Regions from separate parts of the Homo sapiens genome. Here region 2 is linked to region 1. A link is a contact called in ENCODE Hi-C or POLR2A ChIA-PET data. All regions are on one chromosome and are shown on one strand. The core of a region is the stretch at or near the end of the contact, and the rest is flanking DNA. Distances in the headings are between cores, read along the strand shown. Region 1 overlaps STX8 (syntaxin 8). Region 2 overlaps STX8 (syntaxin 8).

Region 1 (5,973 bases), core at 1,163-3,662:
CCATCTACCCTATAGTTGAATCATATATTTTGATTAAATCAAACATCTAACAATTACGTTATCATGGCTATGTTTGTATTTACTCTTAACATACTATAATCATGCTTCCATTTCTGTATTACTTTTTGTTTTCCTGGAATTAATAATTGTCTCACTTTTTTTTTTTTTTTTTTTTTGAGATGGAGTCTCACTCTGTCACCCAGGCTGGAGTGCGGTGGTGAGATCTCGGCTCACTGCAACCTTCACCTTCTGGGTTCAAGTGATTCTCCTGCCTCGGCTTCCCGAGTGGTTGGGATTACAGGCCCGTGCCAACATGCCTGGCTAATTTTTGTATTTTTAGTAGAGACGGGGTTTCACCATGTTGGTCAGGCTGGTCTTGATCTCCTAATCTCATGATCCGCCTGCCTCGGCCTCCCAAAGTGCTGGGATTACAGGCAGGAGCCACCGTGCCCGGCCCATATTTACTCTTAACATACTATAATCGTGCTTCCATTTCTGTATTACTTTTTGTTTTCCTGGGATTAATAATTGCCTCTCTTTTTCAATTGCTTGAAATCCCTCCTACTAAATCTCATAACCTTCAGCAATCACTCAGTGTAATTTTTCACGCAGGAAAACATACCATCTATTTTCCCTCTTAGCTCTAGCTCTCTATTCTAGAACAGCTGTTCTCTTGGTCTGTTGTGCAGCCTTCCACTGCTGTCATCCTGGGAGTTGTCTTTACTTCTCTCCCTTGTTTCTGTCCTCCCAGATCTTCTTTCTAGGGTTAATATTTGTCAGTAGCTTCCTGCAATACTACCACCCCTGTTTTTGCTGAGATATTGGATGCCATTCTAAGTTCAGATCCTTTGAAAGTAATCTGTTGTCCCCTACCTCCCACCCCTAGGGAGGCAGAAACTTCTCTTTAACTGGGTGCTCTGAAATTTCATTATGTTGTGATTTGACATGGGTCTTTTTTTATTTCATTTCTTAAGCTGGATATTGATAATGGACTCTTTCAATAAATATGGTTACTCCTGTCTGTCAGTTCTTGGGAAATTTCTGGCATTATTTCCTTTGGTAATTTGTTGACTGTTGTTTTCTCATTGTGGCATTCCTACTCTTTCGATCTTGGATGGATCCTCTAATTTTGATATCTTCCTGTGTCTTTTGGTTCTACTTTGTGGAACTTTTTTTTTTTTTTTTTTTTGAGACATGGTCTCACCCTGTCACCCAGGCTGGAATGCAGTGGCACAATCACAGCTCACTGCAGCCTTGACCTCCTGGGCTCAAGCAATCTCCTCTCGCCTGTCTCCTGAATAGCTGGGACTACAGGCATGCACCACCACACCTAGCAATTTTTTTTTTTTTTTTTTTTGAGACGGAGTCTCATTCTGTCGCCCAGGCTGGAGTGCAATGGCGCAATCTCGGCTCACTGCAACCTCCGCCTCCCGAGTTCAAGCGATTCTCCTGCCTCAGCCTCTCGCCTCCCGAGTAGCTGGGATTACAGGCGCGCTCCACCACTCCTGGCTAATTTTTGTATTTTTAGTAGAGATGGGATTTCACCATGTTGGTCAGGCTGGTCTCGAACTTCTGACCTCGTGATCTGCCCGCCTCAGCCTCCCAAAGTGCTGGGATTACAGGCGTGAGCCACTGCACCCGGCCACCTAGCTAATTTTTAAAAACTTTTGTAGAGACAGGGTCTCGCTATTTTGACTAGGCTGGTCTTGAACTCCTGGGGTCTAGCAATCCGCTCACTTCAGCCCTCCAAAGTGCTGGGATTACAGGCAAAAGCCACCAGGCCCAGCCCATCTCTTCAACTTTGAAACTGCCAGGAGTGACCACTGATCCTTCCCATTCATTGCTTTTTTTCACAGACCACCTCTCAGTTCCTTCTTTTACAGAGAGAAAGAAAGGAAGTAGCTGAGGGATGTAAGCCAACTTAACTAGAAGACATTAAGTTCAGTTGTTCTACATTTGTTCACATCTAAAATTACTTAATATGTAGGTGGTAGGTCCATTTGTCAAGCAGTAGAAATAGCATCGTTCCTTCCAGTAGCTCAGTGTGACAATACTGTTTCTTCTATTAAAACAATGTCTGCATTTTGGGGTTTGCAGAAATTCACTGTTTGGCATGACTTTAAGAATAGCTCTAACCAAATGGTCCATGAGAATACATAAAAACCTTTTTCAGTTCAACAGGTCCACGAAGAACCCAATAATTCTGAAAGAAACATCGAAGGCTGGAAAAACATGTCAGATGATTGTCAGGAGAATATATGTTGCACATCTCAGTGGTGCCCATGTAAGCTGCCTATATGCCAGGTATGACCTGGTGTCTGCCAGCTCCACACCTGCCCTTCTCTGCTCAGTCATGCTGGGGCTTGGAGTCTGTGAACTACCCTTCCCAGGCTCCCCTGCCAGCTGGCTTCCTGTTATGTTCTGCCAAAATAAGGCACTGTCAGGAGTTCAGAAAGCAAGAAGAGGGGTGAGGCTGTTCCTCTTCCTCTCTTTCCCCATCTGCTTCTGGCAGCATCTCTGCAAGTGTCTGTATTCTAACAGTGTTCCCCATGGCAGTGGCAGCCTCTCTTTGGCAGTCCCAGAACGAGCAAGGCAGGCCTGCTTCTGCTGCAGCCCAGGGGCCAGGTCCTAGGCATCTCTAGCACTGGCTGAGCGGCAATCCCAGGAGTACTGTGGTGTGCAGCAGCGCATTTGCATCTTTGCTCTCCTAGGCTTAAGGGTGGCAGCTGCTTCACACAAGGACTAATTTCTGGATTACTGCACCTTCCCCTTTTCATTCTCTCCATCCTTTTAACAGTTTTTTTTTTTTTTTTTTTTTTTTTTAGGCAAAGTCTTGCTCTGTCACCCCGGCTGAAGTGCAGTGGCATGATCTCAACTCACTGCAACCTCCGCCTCCCAGGTTCAAGCAATTCTCCTGCCTCAGCCTCCTGAGTAGCTGGGATTACAGGCATGTGCCACCATGCCTGGCTAATTTTTGTATTTTTAGAGACGGGGTTTCGCCATGTTGGCCAGGCTGGCGGTCTCAAACTCCTGATCTCAGGTGATCTGCCTGCCTTGGCCTCCCCAAATGTTGGGATTATAGGCGTGAGCCACTGCGCCCGGCCCTTCTAACAGTATTCTAACAAGTTGTTTGCATTCTGTCTCCTCTGAGTGAAATACCTAGTATGGTTATTCTTTTTCCTGATTGGCTCCCAACTGACGGAACCTCTCTGAGGGATTTAAAAAATAAGAAGAAAAAAAGACTGGCCAGGCACGGTGGCTCACGCCTGTAATCCCAGCACTTTGGGAGGCCAAGGCAAGGTGGATCACCTGAGCTCAGGAGTTTGAGAACAGCCTAGCCTGTGGTTTTGTAGAAAACTCCATCTCTACAAAAAATACAAAAAGTAGCTGAGTATGGTGGTGTGCACCTGTAGTCCCAGCTACTTAGGGGGCTGAAGCCAGAGGATCTCTTGTGCCCAGGAGGTTGAGGCTGCAGGGAGCTGTGATCATGTCATTTCATTCCAGCTGGACAACAGAGTGAGACTCTGTCTCAAAAAAATAAAATAAAATAAAATATAAAAAATTAAAATTTTTAAATACTCCAGAAGTCTTAATTTTCAGAAAGAGTGAAGGGCGCAATGCCTCATCTATGGTTATGATTGCAAAAGTACAAACTGATTTCAATTGTTTTATTGACAAAGTCATACATCTCTAGAAGATGACAGTTTCTCTAATGTGAAGTCCCAAATTCAAGAGGATTTCCATTAGTTTCCAGAATAAGTAGCTAAGTGCACAACAGCCCTCTCTGTAAAGTTTGACTGCTACAAAAATAAGAAAACTGGTTTGCATGCTGCTAAGATGACCGAACACAAAAACATCTTTTAATAAGGAGCTGAAACCAAGTTGGGAGAAGGCTGCTTCAGTCTTCAATTTTTAGGTGCAGTGGCTCACACCTGTAAATCCCAGCACTTCAGGAGGCCAAGGTAGATCGTTTGAAACCAGGAGTTCAAGACAAGCCTAGGTAAGAAAGCGAGACTTCATCTCTACCAAAAAAACAAACAAAAAAATTAGCTGGGCATGGTGGTGCACACCTGTAGTTTCAGCTACAGGGGACGAACTCCAGGGCTCAAGTGATCCTCCTGATAGCTTAGCACAGAGGTATGACCATGCCACTGCACTCCAGCCTGGGCAACTGAGCGAGACCCTGTCTCTAAACAGAAGGGAAAAAAAGGTCTTCAATTTTGCAAAAGGGCAGCCATGGTACACCACTCAGTTGTTCATTCACGGTCTTCAACCCACTTTAAAAGGCATAATGGAAATGACAAGAAAACAGATACAAAAGGTATTTTTAAGAGGATGCGGCAGAATGTATCATAAAGTTATTACACAGTAACAGTTTTTAAATGCACTTCTTGGGACTATTCCTGTGCTCCGTTATCTTCTAAACACACTTCCAGATGGCCCCATGTTCGGTGACACATTGAGGAGAGAAAGCGGCTGGTGAGGCCACACAAAAGAAACCGGAGGATGGCAGGGTGCTAGGAATGCTGGCTGAAGGGTGGGATGCAGCTTGGGCATGAGGCCTTTAAAAGGCATATTCTTGACCAAGATGATAAATAGAGAGGACAGTAATTAAGGGAGGAAGACTGGAACTGAGAGAAAACAGGAAAGGAGAGAGTAGGGGGAAAAGATTACAAAGAGAGAAGTGAGGATGAGTACAGGAAACTCCGGGAGCACCCAATACCCCAGGGCAGGAGATGTGATTTAAGGATGGGAACATTATGGCTGTATTTGATTGGCTTACATGTAATAGTCCCCAGCCCCTTGGGGGTCACCAGTGCTACAGGGAAACCTGGGTGGGATTATATCCAGCATCCTCTCAGTGGAACTAAGGCTTTTTTTTTTCTTTTTTTTTTTGAGATGGAGTTTTGCTCTTGTTGCCCAGGCTGGAGTGCAATGGCGCAATCTTGGCTCACTGCAACCTCCATCTCCCGGGTTCAAGAGATCCTTCTGCCTCAGCCTCCCAAATAGCTGGGATTACAGGCGCCTGCCACCACGCCTGGCTAATTTTTGTAATTTTAGTAGAGATGGGGTTTCAACATGTTGGCCAGGCTGGTATTGAACTCCTGACCTCAGGTGGAACTAAGGCTCTTGAGCCTGACTTTGGGCGTTAATACGCAGGAAAAGAGGTATTACTCTCTGTGGAAGTTATCACCTTCAAGATAAACACACTGGCCCTGGGAAGAAAGGTTGAATAGAGAGCCTGAAATCCCCAAAGAGAAATCCCTTGAAGGGCTCCTCTGAACTCCCATCACCCACAAACTTAAGAGTTTTCCTGGTATTCCACAATGCTGAGACATATTTTTTTTTTTTTTTTTTTTTTGGGACAGAGTCTTGCTCTGTCGCCCAGGCTGGAGTGCAGTGGTGCAATCTCGGCTCACTGCAAGCTCCGCCTCCCACGTTCATGCCATTCTCCCGCCTCAGCCTCCCAAATAGCTGGGACTACAAGCGCCGACCACCATGCCCGGCTAATATTTTTGTATTTTTAGTAGAGACAGGGTTTCACCGTGTTAGCCAGGATGGTCTCGATCTCCTGAGCTCGTGATCCGCCCGCCTTGGCCTCCCGAAGTGCTGGGATTACAGGTGTGAGCCACCGTGCCTGGACTGTGATAGGAGTTTTAATTTTCTCTGGTTAATGAAATTTCAGGGAAGGGATCAAAGGTGATTTTATTTCTCTTTGGTGGGTCCTGTTTCCAGGCAGATAAGGGAGCTTCAGAGAAGAGCCTCATTCTGTGCTTTGGGAGGGACAGAGGATTGAGGGACAGGAGTGGGGAGAAGGTTAAAGAGCCCCTGAGGTGTCTTTAGTTCCGCGTGTCAAAGGGCCATTTTTTGAGGTATTGTTTCCTGAGCCTGACATACGGAACAGGATGGCACAATATTTTGAAGATGCCAAGGAATTTTGAAATTACACTATTTTAACCTTGCCATAATTTA
Region 2 (5,973 bases), core at 1,619-4,118, 75 kb after region 1:
TTCTAGAGACACATAATTGAAAGAAAATGCAACCAATGAGGCACAAAACATGTTTTTCAAGTTCATAGCCCCATATTTCATGAAAGGGTACCTTTGACTTGGTCAGTTTCAGTGCAAACATATTAATCCTTAATTACCCAGAAGATTCAGTTAACCAGAACATCCCAATCCCTTACTATATACTCAGTGGGGTTTTTAAAACAGTTTTATTGAGACATAATTCACCTGCCACAAATTTACCCATTTAAACTGTATAATTACATAGTTTTTGGAATGTTATACTATTAATTTTTTAAAATTGTTTTGAGATATATATATCTAAAATGGCAAAATGGCACATTTTGTTTTATATATTATATATAAAATATATAAATACATTATTTATATATTTTTATTATATATTTTATATACATATATTTATATATAATATATAATAAATATTTATATATAACATATATTTATATATTATAAATATATAAATATATGTAAATAGGCCAGGCACGGTGGCTCACACACCTGTAATCCCAGCACTTTGGGAGGCCTAGGCAGGCGGATCATGAGGTCAGGAGATCAAGACCATCCTGGCTAACACGGTGAAACCCCATCTCTACTAAAGGTACAAAAAATTAGCCGGGCGTGGTGGCGGGCACCTGTAGTCCCAGCTACTCGGGAGGCTGAGGCAGGAGAATGGCGTGAACCCAGGAGGCGGAGCTTGCAGTGAGCTGAGATCGCGTCACTGCACTCCAGCCTGGGCGACAGTGCAAGACTCCATCTCAAAAAAATATATATTATATATTTTATATTATATTATATATTATATATATTATATTTTATATATTATATATAACATATATATTTTATATATTATATATAACATATATATTTTATATATTATATATTATATATATTATATATAATATATAATATATATTATATATATTATATATTATATAGAATATATTATATATAATATATTATATATTATATATAATATATATAATATATATTATATAGAATATATTATATATAATATATATATTATATATTATATAGAATATATTATATATAATATATATATTATATATTATATATTATATATAATATATTCTATAGAATATATATATTCTATATAATATATATATTCTATATAATATATATATTCTATATAATATATATATTTTATATATAAATAAATATAAATATAAAATATATATAATTTATATATAAAATATAAAATATATATAATTTATATATAAATAAAATATAAATTATATATAATTTATATATAAATAAAATATATATTATATATAAAACAATTTGCCATTTTAAAGTATATAATTCTGTGGCATTAATTACACTAACAGTGTGGTATAACCACCACCACTTATCTATTTCCAAAACTTTAAAATTATCTCAAACAGCAACTCTAACCATTATGTAATAATTCCCCATTTCCCCCTGCCCCTAGCCTCGGTAACCTCTAATCTACTTTCTTTCTCTGTGAATTTGCCTATCCTAGATATTCCATATAAGTGAAATCATACAATATTTGTCTTTTTGTATCTGGCTTATTTCACTGAATGTCTTCCAGGTTCATATATGTAATCGCATATATCAAAACTTCATTCTTTTTATGGCTGAATAATAGACCATTTTAAGTACATACTACAACTTGTTTACACATTCATCTGTTGACGGACAGTTGGGCTCAGTGGTTTTGGCTTTTTTTTTTTTTTTTTTGAGACAGAGTCTCGCTCTGTTGCCCAGGATGGAGTGCAGTGGCGTGATCTTGGCTCACTGCAACCTCTGCCTCCCAGGCTCAAGTGATTCTCCTGCCTCAACCTCCCAAGTAGCTGGGACTACAGGCGACCGCCACCATGCCTGGCTAATTTTTTGTATTTTTAGTAGAGACGGGATTTCACCATGTTAGCCAGGATGGTCTCAATCTCCTGACCTCGTGATCCACCCGCCTCGGCCTCCCAAAGTGCTGGGATTACAGGCGTGAGCCACTGCCCCCGGCCTTTGGCTTGTTTTTTAATAAATCATGAGTTGCTGAGCATCTCATTGGGTAGCAGGGGTTTTTTTGTTGTTGTTGTTTTGGTTTTTTTTTAGTAGAGATGGGGTTTCACCATGTTGGCCAGGATGGTCTCCATCTCCTGACCTCGTGATCCACCTGCCTTGGTCTCCCAAAGTGCTGGGATTACAGGTGTAAGCCACTGCGCCCAGCCTTTGGCTTGTTTTTTAATAAACCATGAGTTGCTGAGCATCTCATTGGGTAGTAGCATTTTTGTTGTTGTTGTTTTATTTTTCTGTTTTTTTTTTTAGTAGAGATGGGGTATCACCATGTTGGCCAGGATGGTCTCGATCTCCTGACCTCGTGATCCACCTGCCTCGGCCTCCCAAAGTGCTGGGATTACAGGTGTGAGCCACTGCGCCTGGCCTTTGGCTCATTTTTTAATAAATTATGAGTTGCTGAGCATCTCATTGGGTAGCAGGGTTTTTGTTGTTGTTGTTGTTGTTGTTTTGTTTTTTTTGTTTTTTTGTTTTTTAGTAGAGATGGGGTTTCACCATGTTGGCCAGGATGGTCTCGATCTCTTGACCTTGTGATCCACCTGCCTCGGCCTCTGAAAGTGCTGGGATTACAGGCGTGAGCCACCGCGGCTGGCCAAGGGCAGCAGGTTTAAAGGAAGAGAGAACACAGTCATGACACTGGTGCTGTGGCTGAATTCTAGAAGGTAGTCCTCTTCCCAATTTTACTAACTGAGAAAAGTAACAAGGTAAGGCTCACTTGTTTAAGAACAGCAGGTTAGCAACAACATAGTGCCAAACGTTCTGACATTAACATCATGGTGTTAAGACCACGAGTGCTGTACTGTCTCCAAATACAGGTCAAGGCTATGCTTGCAGAGCTTTCCCAGAAACCTCCCTTCCTTTTCCTTTCTGAAGTCAGAGTGTTCCTAGGACAACATTTTGGTTCATAAAACATTTTGTAATGCTGTGACTATCTCAGCATACAGGATACCCCTCTCACTTCAATCTCCTTGTTTTCTAATAAAATCAAACATTTCAAAAATGGCATTAATGTAATGGATGAAAGAGTTACACTTCACCATCATTTTAAGTTAAAAAGAAGTATTTGAAAAAATAAATTCTGATTCTAATGCTCGTTCTTGAAAGTTTGCTTCAAGCAGGAAAACAACTGCTTTTCAGATTCTCTTTTTCACCTGGCTTTTTTTTTTAAGTTCTTAAGTAAAAATAAAAAAGTTCCAATTGATTTTGTAAGTTTTGTGATGGTAAAACAAGATGTGGAGCAAACATTTCAGAATACCAAACAGAGTTAATTAATTCCAGTATAAGCTCCTCACATACGGCCAGAGCTTGCAAGCAGATGTGCTGGCTAAATATCTCAGGTCAATCTTAGCACATTATTGAAAGTAACCTCCCATTCCTCAGAAAAGTCTGGCCTGCAGCTTACAAACTAGAGCAAACAACTTAGACACATGGAAAAGTAGAATTTAACATCTCCCGATTTCCACTCTCCATTTATTTCCAAACCTTCCATCTAAATCGGAAGAAAAAAAAAATGCCCTCTAGTCACACATAGGCCACACTAAAGTATTAGCCACTAAAATAAAAGATGAGGAAGCAATTTTAAATGCAGTCACCACAAATGTGTTTTGGGAACTTTCACCTTGTCTCTCATAAACTAGAAAGTGTACTTCATGTTCCTTTTGGTTTCGAATGAGCAAGGCATTTCAACTATTAACATTTCATTTCCACCACGTGTCTGTTTCAGAGCTAGCAGCTGGCCTATTTATTTTGCTAGCTGGTGATAGAATTAAATACAGAGTCTTTGAAAACATTTACAAGCTTTCCCTCTAACCTTCTGTGTACTTTCCAAATTAGGCTACTTTGATTGTTATTAGCTAAAGGTTTACGTACTGGAATACTAACACTGTTACCTTCAGAGTAAATTGTTTATAGCTCAGGTGCAGTTTAGAACATTTTCCTCCATGGAATACTCTTGAGATTGAGGAGAAGAAAGTTGAACTGGTTCACTCTGGATCAACAAGTTTCCTTTGTGAGTCAAACAATATTAAGGCCACACAGATATGGATGCAGTCAGGGAAACCAGTTGTGAAAATAGTTCTAGTCCTCTACAAAACCACAGGCTTCCTTTGTGAGCTCCCAAATGCTTTATAATCTCAAAATCACCATCGTCATAATGCACTCCTAAGATTTATTCTTTGACACTAGCGTTTTGATGTGGAAGACAAGGCATACGCCTGGACCCCAGGCCAGTGTGGGTTCAAATCACGTCTCCTTCACTTATGATGAGCTAGACGGTCTTAACCAAATAACCCAAGTCTTTAGTTTCAAAATCAGCAAAACGGAAATAGTAATTTCCACTTCATAGCTTTGTCGTGAGCACTTGCATTGCACAGATGCTCAATTAGTGGTTTGGGATGAAATCAAAGATCCTTCATCACTATAAGCTTTTCTCAATCTCTTCGGCCCACAATATCACTCATGAAAAGCATCCATTCATTCTTTCATTCAGTCAAAAACTACCTATTGGCCCTACTGGAGATAAGAAGTTCCTCCTCCATAGATTGTGATGATGGTTTCATGGATGTACACCTATCTCCAAACTCATCATGTTGTAGGCATTAAATATTACCATTTTTTGTATGTGGGGGAAAAAAGAATGGGAAAAAATGTGGCCCCTTCTCTTAAGGAATACACAGAGTACTTCAGGGGGTCACAGATATTAAAACGGGGGAAGGGAGGGTGGGAATCCAAAAGAGTGAAAACTCTAGCTGCTCCACAGAGTATTGTGAGGACCCAGAGAAATGGGCCAACTCTTCCTAGGAAAGTGAGGAAGAGTTTAATGGGGAAGATGATATTTGAACTACGGTTGTGTGTGTCTTTTAGGTAAGAAAGATGCTCTTCTTGAGCATCATAAGCAAGGAGAACAGCACAGAAGAAGGTAAGGAGTGGTGAGATGGATTGCTGTAGTCAGTGCAGCTACAGAAGAGATGATGCTGCCTAGGGGGTAAAACGGGCTTTAGTATGTCAGGATCTTTTTTTTTTGAGACGGAGGCTCACTCTATCGCCTAGGCTGGAGTGCACTGGCGCAATCTCGGCTCACTGCAACCTCCGCCTCCCAGGTTCAAGCAATTCTCCTGCCTCAGCCTCCTGAGTAGCTGGGATTACAGACAGGTGCTACCATGCCCGGCTAATTTTTTGTATTTTTAGTACAGACAGGGTTTCACCATATTAGCCAGGAGGGTCTCGATCTCTGGACCTCGTGATCCGCCGGCCTCAGCCTCCCAAAGTGCTGGGATTACAGGCGTGAGCCACTGCGCCCAGCCAGTATGTCAGGATCTTAAAGTTGCTATTTCATCCTCAATGTGACAAGAAGCCACTAGAGGATTTTAGCATGAAAACAACACAATCAGATTTGTTTTTAAGAAACTAATTGCGTTAGCAGAGGGGAAGACAGAGTGGAACACTAAAGGACTTGTGGCAGGAAACCCAGCTAGGTATAGCCATAGTTCCAAGGCAGAGAAGACAGGGTCTGGGATCAAAGCAAATTAAGGCAGCAGAGGTGGGAAGAAAAATGTGAGAGACAGTTTCAGAGGTGAAATCAACTGAATTCAGTGACTGGCTGCAGATGTCTAACTGATATAGGGCAGGCAGGCTTAGCCTGGGAGGGTTCTTGGCTTCACCCAGGAAAGAATTCAAGGGTGAGCCAGAGGTGAGCGGCAGTGTGCAGCAGAGGTACTGTTCCTTGTAGAGCAGGGCTAACTCATAGGCAGTGTGTCCAGAGCAGCAGCATATGGGCTGTTGGCTAGCTGTATTTATATCTACTTTTAGTTGCATGCAAATGAAGAGGTGGGTTATTTAGACCTTTTAGAAAAGGGGTGGGGCATTTCTAGATGCATAGAAGATAACTTTCAGGTCATTCCC

Evidence for each region. Hi-C counts contacts between places; a loop is a spot of excess contacts on that map. ChIA-PET counts read pairs that join two places held with the same protein, here RNA polymerase II (POLR2A). Pooled maps may share reads with other maps.
Region 2: a loop to region 1 is called in a pooled map, with 2.0 times the contacts of the local background. The contact joins two enhancer-like sites. A Hi-C loop is called at or near these places in 1 of 168 maps with a recorded cell type or tissue (psoas muscle), 1 of 37 single-sample maps with no recorded cell type and 6 of 50 pooled maps. POLR2A ChIA-PET finds 5 or more read pairs at or near these places in 3 of 52 experiments (AG04450, HEK293T and WTC11).

What each region holds. Positions count from the first base shown.
Region 1 is chr17:9,354,164-9,360,136 of GRCh38, forward strand. All of the region lies in intron 7 of STX8 (syntaxin 8), which reads right to left. Among named protein-coding and RNA genes, the nearest start is that of STX8, 220 kb to the right of the region's middle. Within about 2 kb of position 2,413, at least 3 of the 41 ENCODE cell types and tissues checked have a DNase peak (open chromatin) inside an H3K27ac peak, as active enhancers do.
Region 2 is chr17:9,428,928-9,434,900 of GRCh38, forward strand. All of the region lies in intron 6 of STX8 (syntaxin 8), which reads right to left. Among named protein-coding and RNA genes, the nearest start is that of STX8, 140 kb to the right of the region's middle. Within about 2 kb of position 2,869, at least 3 of the 41 ENCODE cell types and tissues checked have a DNase peak (open chromatin) inside an H3K27ac peak, as active enhancers do.